Regions from separate parts of the Mus musculus genome. Here regions 2, 3, 4, 5 and 6 are each linked to region 1. The links are chromatin loops, found by intact Hi-C in ENCODE. Cell type or tissue: heart. All regions are shown on one strand.

Region 1 (5,000 bases):
TTGACATAAAACTAGCCACCATGCCTTCTGTCTTAGGGTCTCCATTACTCTGATGAGGCACCATGACCAAGGCAACTTTTATAAAGGACAACATTTAATTGGGGCTGGCTTACAGGTTCATAGGTTCAGTCCGTTATCATCAAGGCAGGAGTTTGGCAGCATCTAGGCAGGCATGGTGTAGGAGGAGCTGAGAGCTCTACATCTTGTTCTGAAAGCAGCTAGGGGAAGACTGGCTTCCAGGCAGCGAGGCTGAGGGTCTTAAAACCCACATTCATAGTGACACACCTACTCCAACAAGGACACACCTCCTACTGGTGCCACGCCCTGGGTCAAGCATATACAAACTATCACACCTTCCTTAGCCTCTCCTCCATCCAGTACTTGTAGATGCCAGCCGTTTGGCCCTTCGACTACTTAGGATTCTTGAGCTGCTCTCTAGGAAGCCCCCAAGGCCTTCACCTGTGACTCTGCACTGCTGTCACCCAAGCTTAAGTAAGTAGTTCCTGCCTCCTGGGAAACGCCTCACTTCCCACTTGCAGCAAAATAACCCTAGCCATAGTTATCCTTGATAGTGTCTGAAGGCAATGGACAAAGAGTAGCCTTCTATAGTCCACTCCAATTCTTCCTGGGAGACCCTTCATTTTCTGGGTGGCACAGATGACAGTTGTAGTTCATGCACATGGATCTGTGCCTACTGTAAGGACCCTTCTGCCAGCCCTCTCCTTTTCCTCCACCACAACGTCTGTCACAGCTCTCTCAAGTTGGGAGGAGCCTGAGCATGTGGCTTATGGTGTTTGTGCTTGTATAGGAAGTCCCAGTCAGACTTCCTAAATCAAGAGACCTACTAGTAACCAGGCTTTCATTTTTCTCCAAGACAGTTTGAGTCCCCTTCACTTTCAGTCATGGCTGAGTTGATAGTTTTAGTCTGTGAGCTTTCCCTTCAAGGTCAATCTAGTCTGACCCGTCAGGTTGGTTTGGATCCAGAGAGAAACTGTATCCCACCTTTGGGAATTGGAGAGAGACTATTCTAAGAGGATGCCTCAGTGGAATTGGTGCAGGGAGTCTTGGTTTCACTCTGCTGACAGGAGAGGTCTGTTGCCCTCAAAGGTAAATGCACAGCCATGGAACTCGTGTGACAAGCCCTGAGCTTTCTATTCCTTCTGACTCACCCCTGGGATGCTGTCTTAAGAACTAGTCTAAATTTGATTCTCAGACTCTGAAAAAAAAAAAAAAAAAGGAAGAAAGAAAGAAAACAATTTCTTCCACAGCAAAACTTGACCCTTAACACAGTTCCAGATCAATAATGCTGGCTGCCTTGGGGCACATTGAGCTATTACTTCATCCTGCCATTAGATTACGTTGTTTGTAATTTAGGAAAGGACTCTGAGATTTCTTATAACCAAGCTTTCGAGACTGTCACAAGACCACAGATGCAATAGGGATGTGCTATGTATTTTACTAGATTCTCCTGAACTTTGCATTTTCCTCAAACTCAGCCACAGCTGACACCCTTCATAGCTTCTTCTTTGTACATATCCAGGCTTAACTTCCAGCTTCTCTACTGCACCTTCCCCTCCCCCACATCATCCTCTTCAGCTTCTCCTCCTCTCCTTCCTCCTCCAAAGATCTCTTTCCATCCACACCCCTTTTTATCCAGACACATTCTCCCATCATGCACTTGCTCCAGAAACTCAAGGAAGAGAGAAAGCCATCCCACCCCTTCAGAGGACAGCTTTCCTCTTTTGCAAGGCAGCTAATAAGGATTGCAGTGCCAGCAGCTACACATCCCTTTCCCCATGCCCAGTCTGTCCCAAATATAATCCATATTAGGATCTTTCAGCCCTGATCCCTTCATCTGCACTAGCGAATTCAGAGGATTCATTGTGGCTTTTGATCCAACATAGCAACACATCTACATTATTCTAATTATCTGTGCACCCATGAACAATTAAAAACTACTGCTTCTCCTGCAGTAAAAATTTCTCTTTGGTACCATTCAGTTACACACCCCATCCCCCCAATCTGTCCCAAATATAAACCCAATCAGGACCTTTTAGCGATGATGCCCAGTTCCATAGGCATTCAAAGGCTCGCTGAGCTTTTGAGCTAGGCTAACAGTGCGTCTCCATCACTCCAACCACCTGCTGCATTCATGGAGAAGCTGCATCTGGTACTCAGTATGTGCCTGATGAGGTGTGTGCTCACCATCCAGTTACAGCCAGGCCAGTTTCCATAGCTATTGCTGTTATGAGCGTCCAATGGCCACATCAGCGCTGCTGCAGGAAATGACAAGGATGGGCTCACTGAGATAATATAATTAGCTATGTATTAGAGGGAATTAAAATGCCAGTATCAAACTCATTAACTACAAAAACTTGTAGAACACAACACAGAAAGCTGCCAAGAATCCTGGTCCCTTTCAACTTAAGCAAGCCGAAACCATGTGCAAGTGCACCAATGTGGACCCCAGTAGATAGGAAGGCTGAGCCATCCTGACCGTGTATGTTATAAGCCAAACTTCTCCAGAGAGGAGACAACAGCTTCAATACTCCACCGGGGACTCAGACTTGTCCCCCGCTTTATTAGACACAGCCTACATGTTCTAAAGCCTAGAAAAGACCTCAAGAACTAGAAAAGCCAAACTGGAGGAGGCAAGGTTAAACATGACACGCTATCTATACAGGGCTGCAGATTCCATGTCTAGCTCAGGAAATCCTAGAGCGCCACCTAGTGTCTAAACAGTTCGGGCTAAAGCCTTAAACCAGCCTCTGGTCAAAGGACTCTGCTGTATCTTGCAATCTGGCAGCACATTTTAGCCAGAAGTGCCTAAAGCTTCCAGAGTAGAAGCCTCCTCTTAGCCTATGTCCAATCTGCAAAGTGGGGGCCCATCAAAAGTAAATGTCCCTCTCTTCTACATGAGGTAAGTCTGACCTCCAACCAAGGCCACTATGATTAGGTTAAACCTGAAAAATGCCAAGTATACATGACTTTATTCCTAAACTACAAAGATCATAATGAAAAAGATTGATGGGGGGCTGAGACTATAAGGTTTCTGTATTTTCTATCTCCATGGAGATGAACTTTAGGTTGCCCTAAATCTTGGCCATGGGCCAAGATTACATTACTTATTGATAAGGGAGTAACTTTTTTCACCCTAGCACCTTCTATGGTTAGAATTCCAGTGCCCAATTCTCTTCACCAGAAGCTCCATCCATCCCCTTTCCACTCCTCTTGACCTGTACCATAGGCAACACCTTCTATTCATTCTCAAGTCCTACCATGCTGCTCTGTTTACTTCTGGGGTAGAGATACAATGTCTCGACTTCAGAGCCACTCAGGCGTTTTTTTTTTTTTTGGAGGTCCCCTCCCCCATCCTGTGATAGTCTGGAGCTGTCTGGGGCCAAAGATCCCTCCCTAGAGTCTACTAGAGCATCATCCAAAACACTCCTCTGTGGTCTGAGTTACTTCCATCCCTGAACACTAACAGTCACTCCCTTCTCAACTACCACTGATGGGCCCAGCAGCCTCCCCTGAACCCCCCCAGTTACTGAAGGCTAAAGCATAAAAAGCTCACAGCTTCTCATTGATAAATCCCTGGCTTCTGTGCTCATGTAACTCTTCATACAACACTCTTACCTTGGCAGTAAAGAAGTCAGATAGACCCTACAGGTTGGTCTATGACTGTGGGCCACAATGAGGCTGTAATCCTGATCTAACTCTAGTTCCCAATCCTTATACCTCATTGGGGCAGGTTCCCACCACAACCTCCTGGTTCACAGTGTTAGACCTTAAAGATGCTATGTTTAGTATTCACATTCGCCTAAACCCTCAGTTCCTCTCTGGCTTCAACGACAGGACATTTCTACCTTGCTTCACCTTTTCACAATTTAGATTAATTGTGGCACACTTATATACTGCTGGTGGGAATGGAAATTAGTCAAGCCTCTGTGAAATCAGTATGGAAATCCTTCAAAAAAAAACCTAACTAAAAATAGGACTACCATATGACCTAGACATAGCACTTCAGGTCTAAATTAGCATACTTCGGAGATACCCAAACATCTGTATTTATTACGGCACTATTCACAATCACAGAGTTCTCAGATCATCTATGGAGAGACAGTGGACAAAGAAAGGTGGTATATATGCACAACAGAGTTCTATTCATTTGCAGAATGAGATTCTAGCCAGGCAGTGGTGGTGCACGCCTTTAGTTGCAGCACTCAGGAGGCAGAGGCAGATGACTATGAGTTTGAGGTCAGCCTGGTCTGCATGGAGAGTTTCAGGACAGCCAGGAATCTCACACAGAGAAACTCTGTCTCAAAAACAAAACAAAACAAAACAAAACAAAACAAAACAAAATACCAAAGAAATCCTATCATTTGTTAACAACTGGATTGAACTGGAGATGGTCATATTCCACAGGTGAACCAGACACACACACAGATAAATATTGTATGCTTTCTCATTTGTGTCCTAGAATTCATTCATATATTCATACATCTGCCATGAAAACGGAGAAATGGATGGAGAGAGACCAGTGGAGAGAGGGCATGTGAAGGGAGAGAATGGGGAGAGGTGAGTACTAGTACTTGAATGAAACCATCTACATGAAACCCAACACTGTGTACTCAGAAAAGCCCAGCGTTTGCTCCCCCCACCGCTCTCCCCTTCCCTATCCTCTGAACACCCTCCTGTGCCCTCAAAGCTCACAGGCATCCTTGCAGAGCTTGACTGCTTTCTTCTAATTCACCAGCTCCTTTTTCTCACGCCCACCTCAGCAGCAGCAGCCAAGGCCTCCTGCTTGCCAGCCCTGTTTTATCCCTCAAACTCCAGTTAACAGTGTCCTAAAGTTACTTCTGAGTTTTCTTCTTCGTGTATGTTTTTATTAATTCAGTATGTGAGGGAGTGTACACGTGTACACATTTGTACACACATGCATGTGCGGGTCAGAGGACCACTGGCTGGAGTACTCCTTTAACCATGTGGATGTCCAGCTT
Region 2 (5,000 bases), 290 kb before region 1:
TAACAGATGCCCAGTGCCTCCAGGGTGAACGAGTAAGCAGACCCCTTTCAGAAAGGGCCGAAAAAAGCCCAGACTGTAAGCATAGTGAGTGGCTGGAGGACCAAGCGCCCAGTCTTCCAGACCAAAAGAGTATGGGACAGCCAGCTCCTTACTTGTTGTAAAGCACGATGTCTGGTTTCCAGATCTTCTCTGCAGGGACTCGCATGAACTCCACCCCTTGGTAGTCAGAGGGTTTCCATTTCAGCTTGTAGTCATTCCAGATCTGACCAAAGGAGGTGGGGAGAAGACAGTAGAAGGACCAGCCAGGTTTTCTTGACAGACATGTCATTATGGCCATCATGGTGACAGACCACCCCTTCTTAGGGTCACTGAGCCATTTCCCTGCTGCAGAAAATGTTGGCCAAGGGAGCAACATGGGGGCAGCAAGGCAGACAGCATGAGCTAAAGCTGCAGGTTGCCCCTGCTCTCTAGTCAGCCTTCATGACTGGGAGCTTAATCCTTATCAACCAAACGGGAGCCATTAATCATTGCCTTCGATCACATTAGCCAAGATGGCAGCCTTCTGTATTTCTACTAGGTTCATACATTAAACTCCTTTTTTTTTTTTTACATACTTTGAAATCACTCACCAGCCAGGTGTAGTGGCATGAGACTGAGGCAAGAGGGTTGTGAGTTCAAGGCCAGCTTAAGCTACATAGGGAGTCCTAGGCCATGCACTATGAGACCGTGAATAGGAAAAGAGGGGTGAGTCAGTGACTAAGGGATTTGTTGCATAAGTGTGAGCATCCTCAGCAGAGATGGAATCCCTGAGCACACAACCCTCCCACTTCATAATCTCAGGGAGGCAGAGACGCAATCGCTGCGGTAAGATGGCTCCCTAGACCAACAGAATCATTGAGCTCTAGGCTCAGTGAGATGCCTTGCTTCAACAAATGATGCAATGACTGATCATGGAAGACATCCTCTATCAACGTCTGACCTCCAAATTCATGCACACACACCCTCACACATGTGCCTAGGCACATGCACACACACACACACTCGCACACACACACGCACACAGAATATGTGGGGTAGAGACTTAGCTTACTTGATAGGATGCTTATCTAACAGGCTCAGTCCCATCCAACGCCTAAACCAGGCATGGGGACATACTCCTATAATCCAAGCATTAGGAAGATGAAGGGCCAGAAGTTCAAGGTTCTCAGCCACACAGTGAGCTTGAGGCTGTCATGAAATACATGGGATACCCTCCCCCATCTCAAAAAAGCAGAATAATCCTTTCTAAATATAAGAGTTCCCCCCCTCAGAATGGAGCCTTGATTCCACAGGACCATAAAAGTGTTGAGCACAGACCACCAGAAGGAACAGGATGGGGCTGTGGCCACAGAGGAACATGTAGGTGGGACGCTTCGCTTGGCTCGCCAGCCTCTTCAAACAAAGGCTTGTAGGAGCTGAGTGCTAGGCTGGCTGAGCTGGCAGATGTCGTGATGTCTCCCAAAAGATCTGGCCAAAGCTTCCCTAGGGAGGACATGTGGGAACAGAACACCAGTGCTCTGCTCCTGCCCCATGCACAATGCAAGAGAACCCACCTCTGGCTTTGCAAGAGAAAGGAAGGATGTCTTCGTGAGTGTTACCAGAATTGGGGGTCAGGGGTCCAGTGTATGTGTGTGGTTCTGGCTGGCCTGGAACTCATTCTGTAGACCAAACCAGCTTTGGTTGGTTGTTTTTGGTTTTGTTTTTTTGTTTTTTGTTTTTTTTTTTTTTGAGACTAATGTCCCTCTACATAGCTCTAGCTGTCCTGAAACTTGCTATATATATCAGGCTGGCATTGAACTCACAAAGATCTACCTCCCTCTGTCTTCTGAGTGCAGGGATCAAAGGCTTGAGCCACAACACCCAGCTTGTTCAGTTTTGTAAGGGGGCTGTGGATAGAATTCTCTCTCCAGGTTGTAGCTTGTCTGTCTGTGATGTGAGTGAGGGAGTCAGCCCTCAAGAGCAGTCAGGTGACCCTGTCCCGGGTCCAGGAGTAGTGTCCAGTCCAGTTCCCCTTTTCCCCCAGCAACAAATAAGGCAATCACCACCAGGGGGCAGCAGTACACAGAACCTGGGTACTTACTTGCTTCAGCCACAGGTTGGTTTCCATGATCTGGTTTACTTCATCCTAGAAAGTGAGATTGAAGTTGACAGGTGACTGACCAAAATAAGGCAGAAGACTCCCCTAGAACCCCAGGGGCACATCGTGTGGCCCCAGCACTTACCACCTTCACCAGCTGAGACATAGACACCTCAAACTGGATGATGACAGGATGGGACACGTTAGCCACCGGCCGGATGATCTCGTTGTAATCTTCAAACAGGTACTGGAACAGGCGGTGCTCAGCTTCCGAGGCGCTGGCCACTGAAGGAGGTATCCCTGTCAGTCCCTGAGGAAATGCACCTCTCCCAGAGAGGGCAGCCTGCCCACAGACTGCCGTCTGCCAGGGTACTCTGCAAACTCGGGCTTCCAGGCTAGTAATGTTCCCTGGAAGTTACAGGCTGGGAAGCCGAGGTCGTGCACATTCAGTGGTTTAGAAGCCTGAGTTCTGAAATTGGGTACATCTAAGGAAAATCCCGGCAAACCGGGGGAAGCTGTGTGCGCTTAGGCTAGTAGCTCAAACTCTCTGAACCATCGTTTCTGAACTATCAAAGAGTATGCATGAATGCACCTCAAAGGTGGAAGTGAAGTGCTTCAGTCACTGGCCTGAGGCAAGTGCTGGAGAACTGTTAGCTTGGTGGGATCCTGTCAGAGAATCTACACTGTCTCTGTGTGTGTTCCTGCCATTTTCTTAGCTTTCTCCCCCCTTCTCTCTCTTAAATCTAGGTAAAGACTTCCTTATTTTCTTCTTTAAATTTTTCATTACATTAATGGAGGAGGGTGCATGCTGTGGCATGTGGGGGGCAGGCTCCAAGGGTGACTCAGTTCTCTCCTTCCACAATGTGGGTCCTGGGAATCTAATGCCGGTCATAAGGCTGAGTGGGAAGTGCCTTTCCCAGGAGGACCAGATACTGGTTTTTTGTTTGTTTGGTTTTTGTTTTTGTTTTCTTAATAAAACTCTAACCTTTACATAACCACCTAACCTTGCTATCTAAGAGAAAAAAAAAAGAGCTATTAGCGGCTCAAACCTTTATTGTTCCTCCAAGGAAGGTTGTGGTTCTCCTGCTGCCCAAGTGGAAAGATGACTCACCCTGGGGTGGAGCCACTCGGGGTTCCCCCAGGCCAGGAGCCCTGTTTTCCACCGTGTCAGAGATTACAGCCCCTTCACTCTCTCCAAATTCTGCAGGGGCTTGGTTATCATATCGTAGGAGCCAAGATGCCTACCGGGTTCCTGGCTGGGCTGTCTTCACATCCTCATCCCAGCCTTTACCTCTGGTCCCTGGGCATCCTTTGTTTACAAATCCACTCCAACTAAGCAAGACATATTGGCTCAAGCTGTCTGCTTACAGTACTAGGGTCAGTCTAGGTACAGTCTCGGGGGAGGGGGCCGGTGTAACTTATTTTCTTCAGGCTGTGATTTAGATTTAAGCAGGACCCATGCAGTGGAGCAGACTGTAATGATGCACAGCCACAATGCTGGTGTCGTTCCCCTCGCCCCTGCGTGCTCTGACCGCCTTCAGGGGAGCATCATAGCTGCTTTTCTGCTTCACTCGCCAGCCATCCTGGGTCTCTGGAAGGGCTTTTCTCCTAATAGGCTCCCCCCTAGAGCCTCCACGACGGCCTGGGAGGAGCGATCACGTCGAAGGTCTCTAGGCAACGCGATCATTTTGCGCAGAGACCCGATGACCAGAACCAGAGGCTTGGTCCTGCCCCAGCTCCAAAACGACCCGGTAGCTTTAGACAAATATTTAGCCTTCTTTGGCCGCATGTTTTCCCACTTAAAACCAAGCGGTGGGAGGAGGCAGATGCTGGAAGCGGGGCTGCGGGGCGACGTTCGGGACCGGGACCCAAACCTCTATCTCCCTAGCAGAAGCAGAGGGCCGGTTCTGGGCTAGTCTCGAGCCTCAGCTAACTAGCAGGTTTGGGAACAAAGGAGTAGCCAAGGGACTCAGTGGTAGGGACTGGGATGCGCGTGCACAGGCAGAACCGTGGGGCCACGCTGAGATTCAAGGCAAGTGGGTGCCTAGACTTCTAAGGCTCTGGTGGTCAAAGTCGTGCGGAAAACAGAGCCCTGGGCTGCAGCCTCGCACAGGAGACCCACCCGCCGCCCGATGGCCACCGCCCGCAGCCAGCCTAGGCTCCGGACCCGACCGCTCCCCGCTTGTACCTGGCAGCAGCATCAGCACCAGCATCAGCATGGACAGCGGCGGCGGGGGCAGCACAACACCCATGTCTGAAGACCGCATGGACAGGACCGGAGCCACTCTGGTGCTGACCACCACCGAAGCACAGCTAAGCTAGCACGGAGAGCGCGGGGTTCCTCCCGGCTTCGCGCCGCCGAGCTCCCGCGCACTTGCGCGCCCGAGTGCACGAACCCCAGGCAGGCAAGCGCTGCTAGCAGCCGCAGGGCGGGGAGGCTGGGAGGCCAAGGCAGGAGCTGCGTCCGTCGTGGGAGGGGCGTCGGGCCACGGTCTTCTGCGTCGATGCCTCGATGCCTCGCCCAGAGCCTCCCTGGACTCTTGAAACCTCTAGGCTACAGACCAGTCGGGATCAGGCATTGTCACCATGGCAGGAAGAAAGGGTCAAATTTCTGGCCCTGGCTTTCTGGCAGGTACAGCTCTGAGGAGGGCTGGGGGCCTATCACATGTGCCAGCTCTAGTGTAACTCAAAAGTGGACCGTGGAAGTTTATGCTCTTAAAGTAACTATTTTCAGCACGATGCTGTGTGTGTGTGTGTGTGTGTGTGTGTGTGTGTGTACACAGCATACAGTTAAGAGGGACTCGATGGCTTGGGATGGAAACAATATTGGCAAGGAGTTCCCCATGGTGGACGCAAGGGTGATGATATCTGGGAGGTTTTATAT
Region 3 (5,000 bases), 580 kb before region 1:
TATATATGTGTATGTATGTGTGTGTGTATATATATATATATATTTTTTTTTTTTTTAAACTGGGATTGGCCCTGTGCATGTGAGGCAAGTGCTTTACCATCAAGCCATATCTCTAGCCTTTTCACTTTTTACATTAAGACTAGATTGGCTTGAACTCACGACCCTACTTACTTCCTAGGCAGCTTGTATTACAGGCTTGCTCCACCAGACCCAAAATAGCTATTTACTTTTTCACTGAGTATATTTGCTTTTGGCTGCCATGGCCAATGCAAAGTTAATGTATCTAGGATCTGTGTGTCAGGTTGGTGTGATAAAATCTTAAAGAAACCAGGATACATTTTTTTCACAAAAGAATTTGCTTGAAGAGGTAGGCTGCTTACCTTGCTCTTGCTTGAAGAGAATACTGTACTACAAAAGAAGAGAAGTCAGTCAGTGATAGATCTCAGTTATCTCGAACCCCCCCCCCCCCAAGTGAGACAGTTCACTACAGCAGCAGCAGCTACTCCCTATGCCCCCTCCCTGACCATCCTACACATCCTTGGTACCTACTCATAACACCCTTGTATAGCTACACCAGAGAAAAATCAGTTCTTCATTCTGTCTTTGAGGTGAGGGGCTTTCTAGGTAGCTGGGGTTGGCTTCAAACTCTGTAGCCAAGGCTTACACAAAACTTCCCGCTCCACTCCCCTAAGTGTTGCCCCCACAGGTGTGCCCCACCCTCACCAATCTAAGACCAGTTACACTTTCTTCACCTCAGACCTAGGAGGAAGCTGAGTCCTGTTTGAAATCTAATTTTTACAGTTGTATGAGACAACACAGTCCATACCGTTGTCTGTAATCCTATAGGTGCTTATTGACTGTCCTACCTCCTACTGACTTTACTTTTATCTATAAATTCTTTTAAACCTCCTCAGTCCCCCTCTAAAATGTGGCAACAGCATGAAGTAATCTTAGTGTGGTGCACTTTCAAATGCCACCTAACCCTATGATGAGGAGGTACCCAAAGTCACCTAGGCATCTAGGAACCGGGCAAGAATTAAAAAATCATTTCCCTAACCACACACTCAGGCAATCTATTAAGTCTGAATTTGCCAGTAACTAACTGAAGCTTTCCCTCTCACTGCAGACCTTACCTGGTTGGTCATTTCCTTAACCAAGGATGAAGCGCTAAAGGCCAGACAGTTCTGTGGAAACAACACCAGGGTTTCCGTCAGTAAGATGATGTGTTCAGCACAAGGAGGCTGCACAGGTTCCTCTGCACCATGGTGACACCGTTATAAGATTCTGATACCTCTCTATGGATCAGTCCCTGCAGGCCCCATCACAGTCCTATCATGTGGTGGTGTGTGATCTTTCTCCCAGGGGGTCAAGAAATACACACTGCCTCCATCCATGGATTATTTCCCCAAATCTGAAGAGGGTGACCAGTATGTGTTCCCTTCTCCTTCTAAGAGACAGAATTACAGGCCATCTTCATTTTAAATTTTCTTCATCTTAGAAAGCAAACAAGGGAGTCCAAGACAGTAACATTCTTACATGCAAGAACACACACAGGGGTCTCAATCAAAAACTGCCTTTCGAGACCTACAGATATGTAAATAAGGCTGCAAGGTAACAAACTGGTGACAGTTTTCAAAGACTAACATATTTTATGAACAGGCTCAACATATTTTATGAACTGATTTAATTTCATTAAAGTTCTTAATTATATTAAGCTTTTTAAATTTTATTAACCTTAGATTTATTAAACATCCACACACACATACGCCCATACATTGAGTTTATGGATATGTGTGCATTCGTGTATTCACCTGCACAAATTGTCAAGGGACAATTTGTGGAACTCAGTTCTTCCCCAGGTAGGTGTTAGGCGTGACAGTAAGTGCCTTTACGTGCCCAAGGCCTTGGTATGTTTTGCACACCACTTAGCTAACAGACTTGCAAAACTTAAACCTTCTCTCTGGTTGTTTTCAAATACATAAAATACACAGCATTAGAAAGAAAACCTAGTATGTGCTCACTCTCTGTGGTAACTATGTTCTATAAAGTTACCACTAGTGGGCAGTATCAGACCATTCCTCTGGAGACTCAGAGGTAGGCCACTGAAAGCCTCTGGGACACATTTTTGTCAAGTGCTCAATATGTAATCACATGCTATGGTTTTGCTTTGTTTTGTTTGCATATGACTCTGTTTGACCATACATTAGTAATTCACTAATACTGAACTCAACCTAAACAGGGCTTATCTAAAATACTTATTTTTCTCTCTAAGACTCATTACAGCTTTCTTGCACTGGGCAAGAACATGGGCTATCACTCCGGCACCATGCCAGAGGGTTACCTTCACCACGGGCTCACTACCAAAACCAAACAAGCAACCAAAACACAAAAATGAGAAGGCATGGCACTAAACCCCAGAGAAAAGACACTTTCTCATAGAGTGAGAGCAGAAACAAGGCAGAAGCGAACTCAGAACTGGGCATCACGTGACTCAAAAGATTCAACACCCTGCACATCTTCTAAAATTATAAATAAATATAATCGAGTATGAAAATTCACAAACAGAATCTAGGCATAGGCTCTATGTGGAAAACAATCTTGTCAAAACATGAAAACCAAACTTATGAGAGCAAAACACACATGGCTCCTTATCATCACATTCTATAAGAATCAGCAAGTCTAAAAGATGCCGCAACCTCAGGACATAAACAACATCCTGCCAGCAGTTCCGTAATCCTAATTGTTTGGAGGTACTAAGCCTGGCTTTCTGGCAAGACCCTGTCTCAAAACAAACAACAATCCCATCACAACATTCTGATATGAAAACACCTGTGATCGCTAAAGCCGTTAACAAAGTCATATTTAATACTTGTTATGTGAGAATATAACATAATGGGAGAATATGCTAAATTTCAACTAGAAATTAACAAATATAAGAGTGTGAATTGTCTTCTAATCCATGTTCACAGCCCCTCAGTTCCATCCTCACTTAACAGGCCGTACATACAGCTCAGACATCTGGGCTCATGCTACCTGCTTCAAATATGCAAACCAAAGACTAACAAATGTTTACCAAGAACAGAAACTCAGACAGACACATGATTTCTAAATAGTCCTGGCCTAAGAGATCTTAATCAGGTGTGCTGACTTGTGACTGTTACTGATTTGTGACTCAAGAACAGGACCTTGCCCAGACTAGAAAGCTCTCCTGACAATTTGGCTCAAACAAGTTGAGACACAAACTGCATGAAGACCAGCCCTCTTAGTGATACTGCCTCCTCTCTGCCCATACGAACCTCACACTTGGCAATAGAGAAAAACGACAATTTTACAAGTAAGAAGGTTTATAGGGAGTCAACTTTTAAAAAGCTACCCTCAAAATAGGGTGTGCAGTTCCATCAGGCTGAACCTTTGAGGACGTACTGCATCAGATCCTATTTTAACTATTATACAGATTAGCTCACTGAACCTTCCTTAACGCCGTTTAGTAGGCACTCTTACTAGCTCCGTTCTTCTGGCTAGAAGAGAGAGGCTTAGAGCAGCTGACGGAAGCGTAGGTAAATACACAGTTCCTACTACTAAGACATGTCTCATGACAGGTAATTTCAGAACCAAGAGAATCCCAAGAGGCCTCTATGCCATCTCTCTCTTTAGGAAAATTTCCAGTTATCGGGGCTGGATTTAAAGGTCCTTCTTCAGGCTTCCCAGAGACTAACCCATGCGTCTATGAAAGTTTCTCAGGCACGTCTGTAACGCACCATACCACATGGTACTTGAAATAAAAGGAACTCACTCTCTGCTTAGTGTTCAATGACGTGAAGCTTGCTACCTAACAGCGTGGCTAACTACTATAGGACTGGTATTAAGAGAGTCCTCTATCTAAGGGGAAACTACTCCCCTCCCCAGAGTCCTCTATCTAAGGGGAAACTACTCCCCTCCCCACCCCGCAAAGAAGCCAACCCTCATTTCCGGGATGCACAAAACATTATCTGGGAGCAAAATTAGTCCACCTATGGGCCTTCTGTCTGCCCTTGGGACTCGTGCCTCGCGGACTAGCCAAGTTAAATAGAGTCACGAAAGCCACCCTTGGACTCCTGGAGCCTCCGTGAACAAACCTGCTGTGGTGGCCTCCAACTCTCCCGGTTCAGTCGCCCTCTCGCCCTAGTAGGCAACAGCACCAAAGACCACCATTCCCCAACTCTGCCCAGCACACCAACTCACCACCGTACAGCCAGCCGCACAGCACGCCTGACGTCAGTGGAGCACGACCGTGGCGCTCGTGGATGAGCTAACGAAGGGGCGGGGCCTCTCCTGGGATGCGGGCGGGACCGGCAGAGCGCCCCCCTGCTGCCTTGGCGTGCGGGGTTGGGGTGAGGGTGGAGCCAGGGAGAGTGGGCGGGGAGTACCTAGGGCAGCCTGCTGCTAACAGGCTTCAGAAAGCTTCTCTGATGACTTCCCGGGTTCGTTTTTTCTTCTGTTTTTTTTTCTTTCTTTTTTTTTTTTTCCCCGCTTTTTCTTCGTCCTCTTTTTCTTTCCTTCTCCTTTCCAGCCCAGCCTCGCCCCCCATCTCCCACAGCAAAAAGCTCGAAAATCATTACAATAAAGGTTTTCTAAAACAACCTAGCTCTGTAATTTTTAAAGTGCCACATTTTAATATTGTTAAAAGTTGTGTGCACGTATGGGAGTGTGCACACATGTCATGGTGTAGAAATGGAGGTCAGAAGACAACTTGAGTGTCTTAGTTGTCTCTGTCACGTGGAGCCCAGGAATGGAACCCAAGTCATCAGGCTTGAAGGCGGCCACTTTTATCTGCTGAGCCATTCCCTATATATTTTTTTTTAATAGCGCATAAATTCAAACCCAGGATGTTGCCTATGCTAGGCAAGCATGCTCCTGCTGGCCTACATCCCAGCCATCTATTTATTTATTTAGAAACAAGTTCTCAATAAATTGCCTAGGCTGGCCTATAACTTACTCTGTAACTCTGTAGCATAGGCAGT
Region 4 (5,000 bases), 80 kb after region 1:
ATAAATCGTATAGAAATTTATTTAAAACAACTCTCTGGTATACATATAATTTCTCATGAAAGACTAAAGAAAATTTACATACTAATGAGATGAAGGTATCTGTTTATGTTTACAGAAAGAATTAAATCTTGACAGAATCTTTGATATTCTAGGGTAGAACATCTTCAATAGTTAGATTTTTTTTTTTAATTTCCAATGTTGAGACAATCGCCTCACATAAATACATCACACAGAATGACAGAAGTATGTTTAGGGCTGTTTCAGATTTTTGGAGAGTCTGTCCTGACCCAAAGCCAAGATTCCTTTAATGATTTTTATTTTTGGAAAAGGGTCTCATTATGTAGACCAGGCTGGCCTCGAACTCTCAGAGGACTGCCTACCTCTGCTCTTGAGTGCCGGGCCTTTAGCAGTACTGAAACAAAGTTTGTTGGCATCTTAACTCTTAATGAGCAATTTTAAAAACCACCCATTCTGGGCCAGAGAGATGGCTCAGTGATTAAGAGCACTGACTGCTCTTCCAGAGGTCCTGCATTCAATTCCCAGCACCCACATGGTGCTCACAACCATCTATAATGGGATCTGATGCCCTCTTCTGGTGGGTCTGAAGACAGCTACAGTGTGCTCATATACATAAAATAAGTAATTCTTTTTTTAAAACCATTCTAATGTAATGGTTCTATAATGTAACCTAAATGTACTGAGGAAAGGCAATAGAAAAATATTAAAAGTTTCTATTTCCTGTAGCCAAGCCATTGTGTTTCTCTAACAGCAGAAGGTGTTGCAAATAGCCTTGAAACACTGTAATTCATAACAGTTAGTGTCTCAGCTCCAAGCTGGGGCGTTTGAGGAAGTGTCCTTTGAGATTTCCTGGCATGACAACATGTGATCAGATCCAAGGGTACAGTGGGGTTTGGTGACGCAGGCTGATTCGTTCCACGTTTCATGTTTGTTATTTGTGGGCATGGTACCAGGGACTGGACCTAGGGCTCACACATGCTTAGGCAAGTGTTTTTGCCACTAAGGTATCCCCAGCCCTCTTCTGAGCCTTCTTCTATGTTTTTAATGTATGTACATGTGTGTTCACATGCAAGCAGAGGCAAGAGGTCAATGCCAGATGTCCTCCTGAATCATTCTCCAGTGCATATTCTGAAGCAGGGTCTCTCAGTGAGCCTAAACTCACCGAGGAGAGGAGACAAGGCCTGCAGGCCGGCAGGCCCCAGGAAGCTGCCTGCCTCTGCCCGCCTGGCTTCTTACATGGGTGCTAGGGCGAGAAGTCAGTCCTCATGTTTGCATGACTGGTGCTCTATCCAGTGAGCCATCCTCCCAGCCCCATCTATTTATAGTTAGTTAGTTAGCTCTGTGTTTAGCAGCCTTTAACTATTGCCAGATTGTTCATCCCTCACGCTGAGGTACCGCAGAGGGGCCACTGAACTAGACCACTCTGAGAGTGGAAAGAGAGGTTTACTGGGAATCTCAGGGGGCATTCAGTCACATGACTGTCCCAGTTTGTTTTCCAGTGCTATTATGATCACCGTGACCAAAAGCAGCGTGGGGAGGAGAGTGCTTATCACACCTTACAGTTTGGAGTCCATAATCGAGACAAGCTGTAGCAGGAGCTCAAGGAAGGGACATAGAGGCAGGAACTGAAACAGGGCCACAGAGAAATGCCACCAACTGGCTTGTTCTTAACTCACTCAGCCTGCTTTTTTGTTTGGTTTTGTTTTGTTTTGGAGGCAAGGTTTCTCAGTGTACCCCTGGCTGTCCTAGAACTAGCTCTGTAGACCAGGCTGGCCTTGATCTAGCAGAGAGACACCTGCTTCTGCCTCCCAAGGGCTAGGATTAAAGGCAGAACCATCTGTCCAGGGGTAGCACTACCCATAGTGGGCTGCCATTCGTTAATCAAGAAGATGCCCCTCCAAACTTGCCTACAGGCCAGGATAATGGAGGCATTTTCTCAAGGTGGCCCCAGCTTGGGTTAGGTTAACAAAACTACTAACAAGCACAATGACCCTTAAGAGTAAGTTTAAGAAGCTAGGCAGGGGGTCTCCATGAGGGCCAAGGAGTCTCTGCATCTCTTGAAACCTTAAATGCAGAGTTGTAGTTTTATGTCTATGGCGTGGGGGGGGGGGGTGTGTGTGGCAAATGGTTATTGTTTTTGTCAATTATTGGAGAGCTTTGCTCCGAGGAATCTTCTGAGCCACGGGGGGGGGGGGGGGGAGAAGCCCCCTGCAGGCCAGACAGGGGGCAAACGCCTGGTGCTCCAGGCTTCATCTTCATCTCCGTCGCCCCTACCTCTAGACTTCTAGACTCATTCCGACCTCCCCTCAGATCTTTTCTTTGGGAACTTAATGGACAACAATCCAAATGTGCAACTAACGAGGTCTTCTGTCCCGGACACTAGAGAAACCACCTTCATTGCCTGTGAAGAACCCTTTTAGGATAACTGGAGAGTCCCCACCATCCCCACAGGCTCACACCAGGAGGACAACGTTTCCTCTGAGTGCATAGTGGGTTGTAGGGAGAAAGAGGCTTGGCCCTGAAGGAGCAACGCAAGCCCGGCCCTGATTGGTCCATACTTCACCTTTAAGATGAGGCTGTTTCTTTGTCAAGCTTGGGACCACTACCTGACCTGATCTTGCCTGCCTGCCTTCCAGGCCACTCCTATGGCCTGACCTCCCATAAAAGAGCCTTTGGGGATTTGCCAAACTCCATTTTCATATTCTAGAATTTATTCTCTCAAACTGTTACCCCAAACAACTAAGAATATAAAACAGAAGCCGCACCGGCGCTCACCTGCTTTCCACCCCCGGACTCCTCTGAGGCCTCATGAGGGGTGCCGGAACTTCTCTGGAATACCACCTGCCAGCAGGCCCATCTGTTGGTATTCTCTATTTGGGCAGCCCAAGCCCTCCCCAGAGCTGCCCCTGGCTTTTGTAGCACATGTTGGGAAATAGGGGCACGTCTGCCCTCTGGTGGCAACTTCAGGAATAACACCACTCCGGGACTTTGATGGGCTGAGGCTGCCTGAAAGAAGTTATTTTCCAGTCTGTGTCCGGGCTTCAGCCCAGTCAGTTCTTTTATTAACCACGCAAACCGGGTTATAAAAACGGGAAACACCGTCTTCTTGGAGTATACCTTTCCGCGGAGAGGGAACACACACTCTCCTTGGAATGTCTGAGTCACTTGCATTTCACAAGGAGTGATCCAATTCTAAACCTGGGGCCAGGCAGGAACCTGCAGGTTCTGCCTCACCGCTGGTTCCCATTCCCACTAGGGAGCCCAGATGGAAGTTACTTTAGAGTTGTACAGCCCCGTCCCTGTCTCTCTTGTTAAAACATAGGCACAGGCAAGCCTCCTTCCTGGTGGCCCTGGTTACCTTCTCTGTCCTGCTCCCAAGCTTCTGTCACACCACATACACCCTCAGTTCATCCTCCATAATAGTTGTCACCTGCAAGAACACTCTTGAGCTGGGTTCTCCTGAAATGCAGGCCCAAATTCAGTGGGTGTTGGGGACGATTTAGCTTCCCTAACTCCAGGAGTGCTCACATCTGAAGAGGCAGAACCATGGTCCACACCTTGGAGTCACCTCACGAAGTTATAGACCATGGGCCTAACCCAGAAATGGTGGCTTCATAAGGGACCTGGGGTATGGCTTAAACCTTGGGACTTTCCAGCAATCTCTGGCCTGGATGCTGATCCCAACCCCCACTTCCAGGCTTCTCTGCCTGGAGTCATCTACCTACAGCAGGTATCTTCCTTTGTCTCTTAAGTCACTGCTGTGCTGTGGGGTCACTGGGAGAAAAGAGGTTCACCTCAGCTGTGGTACAAATACCATCTCCTTGTGCAGCTCGGGGACCAACATGAATTTCCTCCCAGGCTGAGAGCAGCTGGTGACTGAATGCCAAGCTCTGGGCAGGCACAGCTAAGCTGCCACAGCAGTAGAGTAGGATAGGTAGACTTGGCTTTGCAATGCTTTGGGATTTGGCAGGAGATGGGTCTTGTCATGGGGAGTGGTTGCCCCAGCAGCATCTGCCCAGGTGCTAGGTGATTAGTGAGCTCTGCCCACCATGCAAGAGAAACCCTTCCTCCCTAAGCCAGTTCCTGGCCCATGTCCTGGTGTCCTTTGGGCCTGAAGAGAATGTTGGTACTAACTAGGCAGGTCTGTGTGTTTCTTCCCGATACCTATGGGCACTGCCTTTAACTTTCTTGACCATCACTTCCTCCTTGAGATCTCCCCCGCCATTGCTAAAAGTCCTTCCCAGGGAGAGTGGACCTCTCCTAAGGTTCTAACTACAGAAGGAAGCAGCATCCCAGCAGACTTCACTGTAGGAGACAAGTTCATTGGACTTAAGTACCGAGCACAGGAGTTATCTACAGGGGTGTGGTGGCTTCTCCCCCAAAGGTTATACCAGAAAGTCTTTACCCAGAAGAAATGGGGGCTTTCCCATAGCCGAATACATGGAGTCTCCCTTCCCTATTCTTCCTTGACTATGTGTGTGTGTGTGTGTGTGTGTGTGTGTGTGTGTTTGTGTGTGTATACATTCTAGCCCTGTGCAGGCAGCATTGCATACAACAGGTGGTAGGGAGTCCTGAAAACTCAGGTGAGGTCCCGAGTCCTTCCCACCCTTGATGAGGGGCTCTAAACAGTCAGGAAGCCCAGCTGGGACAATTCTTTCCAAGTAAGCACAGTTTACAAGCACAGGGTAGAGATTTCTTAGGCTCAGGGGATGGTCTTGCACACCTGACCACTTGGTTTTAAATGTCTGCTCAACTTCACCATCCTGAGTCCAGCACAGGCTCTGGGCTTTCCCTTAGTGCTCCATGGCCTTACAGCAGCTACAACTCATTTGACCCCCTTTCCCACTACAATGTACCTGGTTTTGCTGACTTGGGATGGAGGGACCACCTTGCCCATGCAGGGGGCACAGTGTCATTTGACATCCAGATCTTTCCCTGCCTCCTTCCTTTGTCCTCCCAGCTGCCTGAGCCTCTCCCTGGCT
Region 5 (5,000 bases), 100 kb before region 1:
GCCACTCCCTACCACCTCTTTCTTGAAAAGTGAAATCTTTTAAGCAGGGAAGTGAGCATCCGTTTACTGCAGCTGTGATTTTTACAGTAACCTTTCTATATTGAGCCTATGGGGTATGAAGATTTGCAAAATCTTGTTTGTTTAGAGCCAATAAAAGTTTAACTGATGGTCAATACTGGTTTAGAAATTTTAGGTCTTCTAAACCATAGCTTTTTCAGGTCTGAAATAATTTTATTGCCAAAATTATGACAGGAAGCCTCCTCATTAAATTGTTACACTTTTTCACGGTTGTGTGAAAGTTTGAACTAATCTAAAAGTATGATCGTAATTGTACCATATTAGCGTACAGCAAAACGAGGCAGCCACTTGTGAGCAGTAATTTCCACTGGAGCAGCAGGGTCCTAGTGGACCAAACCTGCTTCCTGTTGGTTCAGCATTTCTTGTGAGGAAGAGCCACAGTGCAGAGCCTGAAGTTCTAAAGTATGAGGTCATTTTACCTTTCCATTTATTAGCGGGGTGTTGCAATTGACGATAAACTAATAAACTTATGGAATGGTTGGCACAAAGACAGACTCTTTGAGCAAAATTATGAAAGATACCTAAATTGGAGATCCTTAAATTTTTGCTGTAGTCATGCAGTGGCTTTTACATCAGAAGACCAGTAGGAGTTCAGCCTGTGTTAATTCTTTTTTAAAATGTGACACAGATCAATGTACTTTGCATTTTTATTACCTTTCCTGAATCAATCCTCTTTGGTTGGTAATAGACTTTTTTGGATCCATGTTTGATTTGAATCTAGCTACTTAAGCACTTTTAAAAGAAACCTCGAAGCACACTCCTGCACGACCCAGTACAGAGTTAAACGGCTTTTCTTATATATTTGATTTGAGATTTTTTTTTTAAACTTTGCAAACCACATCTAGGAGATGTGGCACTTGTGCATTTTATGTGTGGTGTTAGTTTCTCTTGATTCTGTTGGTTAAGAGGGCAGAAAAGATATCTGGTATTCTTGGTCACTTGGTTACCCTAAATATATGATTGCCAGTGGCTCAGATGACAAGTGACAAGACAGAATTCTTCAACACATTATTAAGTTCCTTATGCCTAAGGCAAAATCTTGAATACATTATTGAATTCTAATTTCCTAATGGCTAGCAGATTGACAGCTGCACATTTGGCATGCTTTGGGGTTGGGTTTTTTTTTTTTTTTGATTTTATTTTTCATTGCAGATTTATTTGGCAATGTACAGTAAATTTTGTAAACTTGCATCAAGTTTATGAATAAAGAACCATTTAAAAATCAGTTTGTCACCTTTCCCTCTTATGAGATGCTATAATTCAGGCGTCTATAGGCTCTATATTGAATTTCTAGTGTAGGCTGTTTAAAGAGAAGATGGGGTGTGGGGAGGTTTCAGAAGTGGAGATGAAGATACTGAGAGGGATAGGGAACCTAGAATTGGTGTGTACACACATAGTGTATTCAGTTTTTCTTTAACCATTCCCTTACTGCGTTCTTTAAATTCAAATACATGTGGGTTTCTAGTGCTGTTTTAATTAATGTCTCTAATGTTCTTAGGGTACTATTAGCACAGTTCCTCTTGTACACTCAAGGCCTCTATACACACCACTATCTGTAGATCTCATCAGAATCTCAGCAGAAGGAAAGCCTTTTCTTTCCTTGACTGAAATTCCTGTGCCAGTTTCATGTTTGGTTTGAATGTTATGTCTCCATGTACAGCCTCCCTACTTCATTCAGAAACAGTTGTTTTTTCTGAAGGTTGCCTTAGCTGAGGAAATGTTCAGAAGTCCTCCTCTTAAACATACTGACCCTTGGTGTTCATTCCCTAGTCGTCATAACATGTTCCCGCACCCCACCCCCACCCCAACCAGTGCCTGGTGAGAAGAGTGGAGCCACAGAGCAGTTTGGAAGTTCTAGAAGTAGGATTTAGGGCTCCTGGAGAGCCCAGAGCTGCTGGGGTTTTTTATTAACGGGAAGCATTGAAGTTTTCACACATTCCCAGTGTATCGTGGTGTTTTGGAGACTGTATGATGCGTCCATGTTTGCTACTTAAGTCTTAAGGTTTCCAGAGTAAAGTGGCTGCTGCTTGTTGAGGGCTTGTTCATGTTTTTTTGTGTTATCTTACATATTTTGCAGTAGGGTCTAGATTGTTTTCGGCTTTTGACCCTCCTGCCTCCAGCTTGCTAGATGCAAACATGCATCATCTTGTCCAGCTCAAAATGTTCTAATGGGTTATCACAGTGTAAAAGATCTAGAAGCCAAAACAAGAAGCACCAGGTCAGGCCAAGTAGCTGGGGACAAAGTGCCCCTCAGTCAGGAGACAACCTATTCAGTTGAAATGAAGCAGCCTCTACTGTTCTTTCATTTGTGGTTCGGGAATGTATGGTGTTGGGCTTCATCCCCTGTGATTCTGTATGTAGCCCTGCAGGGAAGAGCCAGCAGGAGCCAAAGAATAATGGCTCCTGTGTGAAAATATCTATCTGGTTTGGCATGTGCTTTCTGTAGCAATTAATAGTGCCAAAGAATGGCGAGTGCTATTTATGTCTACTCGCTTAAAACTTAAGACCTAACGAGTTAACCAGATTGACCAAATAGTGTTTGCAGCCGGCTTAAACGCCAGGCTGCCTCCGGTCCCTTCCGGGCGGAACTGTGCAGGCCGGTGCACCGCCGCAGCGGCGTGTCCAGTACCGGAAGCGGCCCACCGGAAGTGGCGCGCGCCTGCTCAGGGAGCTCGGGTTGTAGGTGGTGCGCCGGCCGCTCCGGTACCCCTGAGACTCTGTAGGGCCTTCGGGCCGGTAGGCGAGGAATGGAGCCGGCAGGCGGCGGTGGCGGCGTCTCCTCCTCCACAGATCCGCGAAGCACCTACGTGCTGAGTAACCTTGCGGAGGTGGTGGAGCGTGTGTTTACCTTCCTGCCGGCCAAAGCGCTGCTTCGGGTAGCCGGGTGAGGGCGAATGGGGCGGGAGGAGACCTTCGTCCCGGAGGGTGGCGGGGTCGCCTCTGCCGGGACCTCTGCCCGGGTTTCCTAGTGCTTAGCTGGCGCTGCGAGGCTGCTGACGGTGGGAACCGGCCGCCCGGCGGCAACCCTTTGTGCTTTTGCATCCCCAGAGTATGCCGCCTGTGGAGGGAGTGTGTACGCAGAGTGCTGCGGACCCATCGCAGCGTGACCTGGATCTCCGCGGGTGTGGCTGAAGCGGGCCACCTGGAGGGACATTGCTTGGTGCGCGTGGTAGCTGAGGCGCTTGAGGCAAGTATGGAGTTATGCGTTGGACAGTCACTTGCAGGACTGGTGGGCCATCTTGGAGAACTTTTTAAAAAATCAAGATTGTGATACATATCCTTGCTTTCGTTAACTCGGAGAACCTATGCTCGTATTCTGGCTTTTGTAGTAAACGTCAGGTTTTGTAGGGGCGTACTGCGGTTTAGTCATTATTAGATGTTGGGCAATTGAAGTATCCAGGTGTCCACTATTACAAGGCCGTACAGAGCCTTCCTTAACTTGCCTCAATTTTGCAATGAAGGTGTTGGGTATCGCTTGCCCAGGGTCTCACACTAGAACCGGAAGAACTAAAACTTCTACCTAAATACGTAAACCACATTCCTTTTCTCATTTTTGTCCCTGGATCCAGGAGAGTCAGTGTTCAGGGAGGTGAAGACAGATTATAGAGCTGATAGATAGTGAATCTCCAGTATCTCACTGAGTGGCAGGGGCCCTCGTGAGGAAATTGCCAATTTGATGCCCTATTATCGCTTAGTATGTATAATAGGCAAATAGGAATGTTCTACTTAACCACAATATAGTCTCCACATTGGGAAGTTATCATTGATGTATGTGTCGATTCTTTTGGTGTTGAGTTTGGTTTTCAACTTGATCCAGAAAGAGGGAACTCAAGTTAAGTGCCTGCCAAAGATTGACCCGTGGACAAATCTGTAGGCCACTCTCTTGATTAATGTTTGGTGTGGGAGCCAAAGTGCCCCAGTGCTTTTCTTAAGAGCAGAAGGATTTGATTCTGTTCCCAATGAGTAACTGAAAGGCGCGCTCCTTTGGTTTGTATGTTTCTCCAACCTGACTTTCTGTACCAGCCCCAACACTTAAGAAAATTCAAGGCACAAGTTGAGTGTGACTGGGATTTATTAGATTTTTTTATCCCATTACCTTAAATTCCTTGATTTAAGAGGTGTCTGCCAGAAACTTCTGCCTTTAAATTTTCTGTCCTGTTGCAGTTAATAAGTATTTGTCTGTAGAGAAGCTTTGAAACTTACTTTTCATTCTCTTCCACTTTGTTCACACAGCACTCATACATACGCTTGGTCTCTTGTGTAGAGCTGTACCTGTTACTGTTAGACTCTCCTTGGTACTCACACAGTCTTTGTGTGGCTAGTGAGCACTCAAGCCAGTTTTATTGTCTCTTAGGGATGACCTTTCTTTTGGCACCAGTTGTCTTCAGCTTGTATTTCACCTGCTTCATTCAAGAACTTAGTAGTTTCACTAATAGTCTTGGTTTCTTTTAGTGGAGAATGGTATTTAATTTAGACTCTAAGGTCAGTACTGTGTAAGTCTACTCACTGTTTTAAGGGTTTGCTTCCTCTAGCCTAGACAGGAATATGTGTGTATGTATATGCATATGCAATTGTTCTTTGGTATTGTCAGGGTAGTCGATGCACCATATTGAATTCCACAGCTGCTCAAGTTCCTTATAAAGTGGTATAGTATTCTGTTAACCTATATTGCCCACCCTTATTTAAATTCAAATTTCTAGATTATTTATACCTCATATAAGGTATAAATGTAGACTATATTAGGAAATAAAGACAAAAAAGTTTGTAAATATAGCATAGATTCGGCCCCTCCCCCATTTTAAAAAAAAATAGCTGCATTTGACTCATTGGATGAAGAGAGAGGTGATGACTTTATGTGTGTCTGGAGCTGTATCTCTGTCAGTGCATGGGGACACATGAGTTGCCTTAGGTACATCCACTTC
Region 6 (5,000 bases), 87 kb before region 1:
ATCCAAATGCTGTCTGTGTAGACTGAGCACATGAGTGCAGGTGCCCGCAGAGACCAGAGAGGTTACTAGTCTCTGGAGCTGGAGTCACAGGTGGTTAGGAATCGCCTGATGTAGGTGCTCAGAACCAAGATGGGAGCTTCTGTAAGGGCAGGAGCTGCTCTTTCCCTGAGCCACCTCTCCAGCTATCCCTACCCCAAGTTGTGAAGCTTTAAAATTCAAATGAGTCAAATTTCAGGCTCAAAGCAATAAACCAGCAGGGAAGCTGAAACCTGCAGAGTTGAAATTACCCTCCATGATTACATTTTTAATATATCTTTTTCATAATTTAACAGTGGATGGGCTGAAGTGGAGGAAGGTGCATGCTTTGCCTAGGTATCGAGGGGTGGGACGTCAGTCAGTGACAGTGCTTGCCAACACCTCCACTGCAAAGCCATGTCTATGTGCACCTACCTACTAGGTTCCGTTTAGAATGGTCAGATAGCGAGTTACTGGGAACTACTAATCCAGGAGGAGCTTTTGTATAGTGTATTTGTGCCTGAAAAGGGCAGCTGCTTGCCTTTTTTGATCTGCCCTGTTTTTTAATAACAGTTTAATTTTACTCCTTGTCTGAGAGGGATAAACCTCAGACCAAAGCTTAGGTTGCCAAAGGCAGCAGATCTTTTCCCCTTAGTCAGTCAGGAGGTGTTGATGGTTTTCTGTTTCTATTTCCAGGAACCCTCTGGATATTGATGCCACAGGTGTGGTTGGACTGTCATTTAGTGGGCACCGAATCCAGAGTGCCACAGTTCTCCTCACTGAGGATGTAAATGATGCCAAGACCGTCGAGGCTGCTATGCAGCGCCTCAAAGCAGCCAACATCCCTGAACAGAACACCATTGGCTTCATGTTTGCATGCGTTGGCCGAGGCTTTCAGTACTACAGAGCCAAGGGGAATGTTGAAGCTGATGCATTTAGAAAGTTCTTTCCCAGTGTCCCCTTATTTGGCTTCTTTGGAAATGGGGAGATTGGCTGCGACCGGATAGTCACTGGGAACTTTATACTGAGGAGATGTAATGAGGTAAAGGAAGAGGACCTGTTCCATAGCTACACAACCATCATGGCTCTCGTTCACCTGGGAACCTCTAAATGAGCCGCCTCGCTGAGAGCACCTTTCACACCATGTAACTTTGGGGGTTTCTCTTTTTTAGGAAAATGGAAACTCGGGATCCAAATATTTTAAGCAAAACTAGCTATGTGTGTTTTGTAGCTTTGGGTGACGCTCTGAGGTCACTTTGGGATGATTTTTTTAATACATAGATGAAGGACAGCATTAACATTGTAAGCACACAAGTCAAGAAGTGAGGCTGTGGTTAGGCGCAAGCAAAGCTGCCGGGGCTGAACTGCCCCAGATTCTGTAGCCACTGCATAAGCGCCCTGCGAGGTTGAGGGCCACCAGGAAGGTGGAGGTTTAAATAGTGCTTGATGAACTTTTAGCAGAATCATGACTTAAGAAAGGAGAAAATTGCCAGGCGTGGTGATGCGCACCTTTAATCCCAGCACTCGGGAGGCAGAGGCAGGCAGATTTCTGAGTTGGAGGCCAGCCTGGTCTATAGAGTGAGTTCCAGGACAGCCAGGGCTACAGAGAAACCCTGTCTCGAAACCCCCACACACCCCCCCTAAAAAAAAGAAGAAAGGAGAATTAAAGAACTGGTTTGAGAAGTTTTGCAGAAGCTGTAACAAATATTACTGACTTTTTACTTTTCTGATGAACAGTCTGTTTTGTTACTGTATAAAGTCGTTCTTTTTGTGAGTTAGCTTTTTCCTCTTCATAGTAAAGAGACTGCAAGGGAACAGCCTTTATCACACAGTTCTGAAAATCATCACCATATTTTGTTTGTACACCAATAAAACATACTTCCCACTCAACTGGTGTTGTAATTATTGCTGTTGATAAGAGGATGAAGGATATAACTGGCTCTTAACAGTAACCCAGACTGAGGGGGAGGTGTGTAAGCAGCAGCCCCTCAGTATCCACGTTTACATTGCACACTTTACTCATGCCTGCCTTCCCAACAATGGCGTGACCTTTGTTTGCTCTGTTCTTATTGCTTGGAATATGGGCAGGTCACCTTGGACACTGCAGAGATGTCAGTACTCCATTGTGGTGGGGATCACAGAGGGATCCTGGGTCTCTTTACACTGTGTTGTTGGCCCCTCACAGTGGACCCAGGCTGCCTGCTTCTAGCTTGTGTTACAGGCAGAAGTTAACATGGACTTGTTGCAGGATGTTCTTACAAGGTAACATTTCTGTATTGTTCAAAGGTTTGTACTAATAGGACAATAGATACTTTATAAATAAAATCAAATACAGGTATTAAAAAAGTAATTGCTGGTTTGTCACAAAAAAACAAATGCCTAGAAATGCCAACTGCTGATACTTAACGAAGCTGCAAAAAATAATCACATTTTTTTAAAAAAAGTGATTTGAGCACAGTAGTGAAGGCATGCTCACATACTGAGCTGTCATCTCAAGCAAGGCTTAGATCTACCAACAAGGCTTATCAATTGCTGCTTTCTCTGTATACGAACAATGAAAAGTGCTTCTGGGACTCTGGTTTGTTAGACAAGGGTTGCCTCAAGAATGCATTTTCACTCCCTTGATCCAAGGAAAGTGGAAGTGGAACCTTGAAGCCGAGGTATAGATATCCAGAACCATTACCTGTACAGAAAAGTACAGGCGGCCTGCATTCACGGTGTAATTCAGGTGTGCCACTGTTCTAATCCTTCGTTAATTGCTTAATGTGGCAGAGAACTGAATGCTGCTGGAATAGAAGGTATTGTCCTCTTAACAGCCCATTACCAGCTTTCTATGTGTGAATGCTTGTCCTTCCTCACCTGCCCAAAAGAGTCTCTGAGATTATCATGTTAAAAACCTCCTTAAAGGAGATTTTGTGGCCCTCTTCTGAGCCAAAGGGGTGGATCAGGCGTTGTCCTGCTGCTGACCGGAATGTAGCTTTTTGTAGAATAAAGGCTGGCAGCCAGTGGCTGGACAGGAAGTGGAAGGTGGGGCTTCCTGGTAGGGACTCTGGGAAAAAGAAAGGGGGAGAGAGGATACAGAGGTGACTATGGGTTTGGAAGGGATAGCTAGCCATGTGATAGGACGGGGCTAGATGGTTGAGATAACTTACATGAACTAATTGAAAGTCTGCCTAGCTAAGGCCTAAGCTTTAAGATATTAAAAGGTCTGTCTTTATTTTTGCTGAAGTGCCACCTGGGTCATCCAACAAACAGGCATACAAAGGCACAGAGAAATGAGTTCTATTCAAAGATAAATACCAGCAAGATGACTCAACAGATGAAGGTGTGCTTGCCCCCCAGACACAGGGTAAGTTTGATATCCACCGCCCACACACTGGAAGAAGAGAGCTGACTAATGAAAGTTGCCCTTTGACCTCTGCACACATGCCATAGCATGCATTTGAGAGTTCAAACACAGATAATCAAAAAAGAAGCAACATAAGCTGGCACAACTTACTAGAGACTTCAGTACACCCACAGGAACATGGTAAAGGACAGAATCTGTGTCTACAAAAAGGAAGGAAATGTGAAGAGACAAACCCCAACCCCTTAAGAGAAAAGACTAACAAAAGACCTCCTCACCAGGAGCTTTCAGAGAGGGACAATGAGGAAGAAAGCTAAAAGCTGGAATCAGAAAAGTATAAACAGGAACAGATGAACCCAGCATGAAGAAATTGTGGGATAGAGATACAAGCCACTGCCCAATCCAACATTCGTGTTGTCAAGGAAAGACATTTGGTAAAAACCATCCTTTTGTTATTAAAAATAATGAATTAGAAGTAGAGGGAAATTACCTCAACGTAAAAGCCACCATGAAAATGCCCACAGTGAAATCACACCCACTGGAGAAGTAGAGAAAGCGCCAGATGCACTGTTGCTAGGCAACATGGCTAGAGCCACTAAGCAAGTAAAAGGAAAGGCATCAAGCTGGAAAGAAGTAAAATTATCTGTTCATAAATTATATGATCTTATACCCAGAAAAGTAAAGATTCCACAAAAGACTTTCAGAACCAATAAACTAACTACTTACAGTAGCAGGGTGCAAGGTCAACACAGGAAACCAGCGTCATTTCTGTATGTGAACGATGAACAATCAAACAGTAGAGCATCAAGAAGAGTGAGATCCTGGGACTGCCATAGAAATGATGGGACACATCCATGATGATGGGCTGGAAAATTTAAATGTTAGCACTACCTAGAGCAATCTACAGAGTCACTGTAATCCCTATCCAAACCACCACATCACAGTGCAGTTTTTTATTTTCTGGACAGAAAAATGCACCCTAAAGTTCAGATCCAATCTCAGGGGACTTGGAATAGCCAAATCAATCTGGAATATTAACCTAGGATACGTCATCTGGTTGCAGAACAGAGTGACTCTTGCACCAGGTTAAGCTGATGGAACAGGAATCCTTAGATAAGCAACATCTGTATCATGAATAATTTTTGACAAAAGTACCAAGACTATTTTCAATAAGGAAGAGACAATCTTCAAGAAATGCTGGAGTTGGAACCTTAAGTAATACCATTATGAAAATTAACTCAAAAATTTAACAATAGTAGCTTAAAAAACTATACAACTTTTGGGAAATCAGGATAATGAATTTTTCAATGATTTTGTGGAGTGTTACCAAATATTTAGGGATCAAAAAATAGATCTAAACAGAATAATTAAAAATTAAAATTTTGTGCATAAAATATATCATACTTAAAGAACAAAAAGGTTATACATAGAATTGAAAAGCATATTTGCAGCCTTCAAATGAGGACTTAATTTCCAGAATACAAAACCAAAGTGTAACAACACACACACACACACGCCTAATTAAAAATGACAAGGGACTTAAAGTCTCCGAAGAAGATACATGAATGACTAACAAACAGTATGGCAGTATGGTCAACTTCACTGATGCAAGGGAAATGCATGTTAAGCCAGTGATAGA

The links. Hi-C counts contacts between places; a loop is a spot of excess contacts. Peaks named below come from ENCODE experiments on the same cell type or tissue, not always from the same donor. Only the 100,000 strongest peaks of a DNase experiment are listed, where the experiment ranks them.
Region 2: a loop joins it to region 1, with 15 times the contacts of the local background. A loop is called at or near these places in 21 of 42 quality-filtered maps.
Region 3: it touches region 1 in a loop (2.7-fold over the local background); 5 of 42 quality-filtered maps call a loop at or near these places.
Region 4: it touches region 1 in a loop (2.5-fold over the local background); 14 of 42 quality-filtered maps call a loop at or near these places.
Region 5: it touches region 1 in a loop (2.3-fold over the local background); 2 of 42 quality-filtered maps call a loop at or near these places.
Region 6: it touches region 1 in a loop (2.0-fold over the local background); 9 of 42 quality-filtered maps call a loop at or near these places.

Annotation. Positions count from the first base shown.
Region 1 is chr9:55,309,040-55,314,039 of GRCm38, forward strand. No RefSeq gene overlaps it. Among named protein-coding and RNA genes, the nearest start is that of Tmem266, 15 kb to the right of the region's middle. In heart, a CTCF peak has its summit at 2,729 (motif pointing left); a DNase peak (open chromatin) is centred at 2,732.
Region 2 is chr9:55,022,027-55,027,026 of GRCm38, forward strand. Chrna3 (cholinergic receptor, nicotinic, alpha polypeptide 3) reads right to left here and starts at 4,536. Exons shown (of 6, transcript NM_145129.3): 1 at 4,305-4,536; 2 at 2,262-2,401; 3 at 2,120-2,164; 4 at 153-262. The coding sequence starts at 4,368. In heart, a CTCF peak has its summit at 2,087 (motif pointing right); a DNase peak (open chromatin) is centred at 2,065; H3K4me3 peaks cover 1,130 bases; H3K27ac peaks cover 415 bases; H3K27me3 peaks cover 3,021 bases.
Region 3 is chr9:54,730,254-54,735,253 of GRCm38, forward strand. It overlaps Wdr61 (WD repeat domain 61), which reads right to left and starts at 4,296. Exons shown (of 11, transcript NM_023191.3): 1 at 4,222-4,296; 2 at 1,134-1,184; 3 at 381-408. The coding sequence starts at 1,145. In heart, CTCF peaks have their summits at 2,062 (motif pointing right) and 4,333; a DNase peak (open chromatin) is centred at 4,248; H3K4me3 peaks cover 2,063 bases; H3K27ac peaks cover 1,571 bases.
Region 4 is chr9:55,389,534-55,394,533 of GRCm38, forward strand. The region is part of intron 3 of Tmem266 (transmembrane protein 266); the gene reads left to right. Among named protein-coding and RNA genes, the nearest start is that of Tmem266, 65 kb to the left of the region's middle. In heart, no CTCF peak of the experiment used is centred here; a DNase peak (open chromatin) is centred at 2,948; H3K27me3 peaks cover 1,624 bases.
Region 5 is chr9:55,206,227-55,211,226 of GRCm38, forward strand. Ube2q2 (ubiquitin-conjugating enzyme E2Q family member 2) reads left to right here. Exons shown (of 13, transcript NM_180600.3): 13 at 1-1,303. It overlaps Fbxo22 (F-box protein 22), which reads left to right and starts at 2,709. Exons shown (of 7, transcript NM_028049.2): 1 at 2,709-2,962; 2 at 3,127-3,265. The coding sequence starts at 2,826. In heart, a CTCF peak has its summit at 2,843; a DNase peak (open chromatin) is centred at 2,725; H3K4me3 peaks cover 2,101 bases; H3K27ac peaks cover 1,614 bases.
Region 6 is chr9:55,222,529-55,227,528 of GRCm38, forward strand. Fbxo22 (F-box protein 22) reads left to right here. Exons shown (of 7, transcript NM_028049.2): 7 at 712-1,905. The coding sequence ends at 1,129. Nrg4 (neuregulin 4) reads right to left here. Exons shown (of 8, transcript NM_032002.2): 7 at 4,088-4,226. Among named protein-coding and RNA genes, the nearest start is that of Fbxo22, 16 kb to the left of the region's middle. In heart, no CTCF peak of the experiment used is centred here; a DNase peak (open chromatin) is centred at 3,033.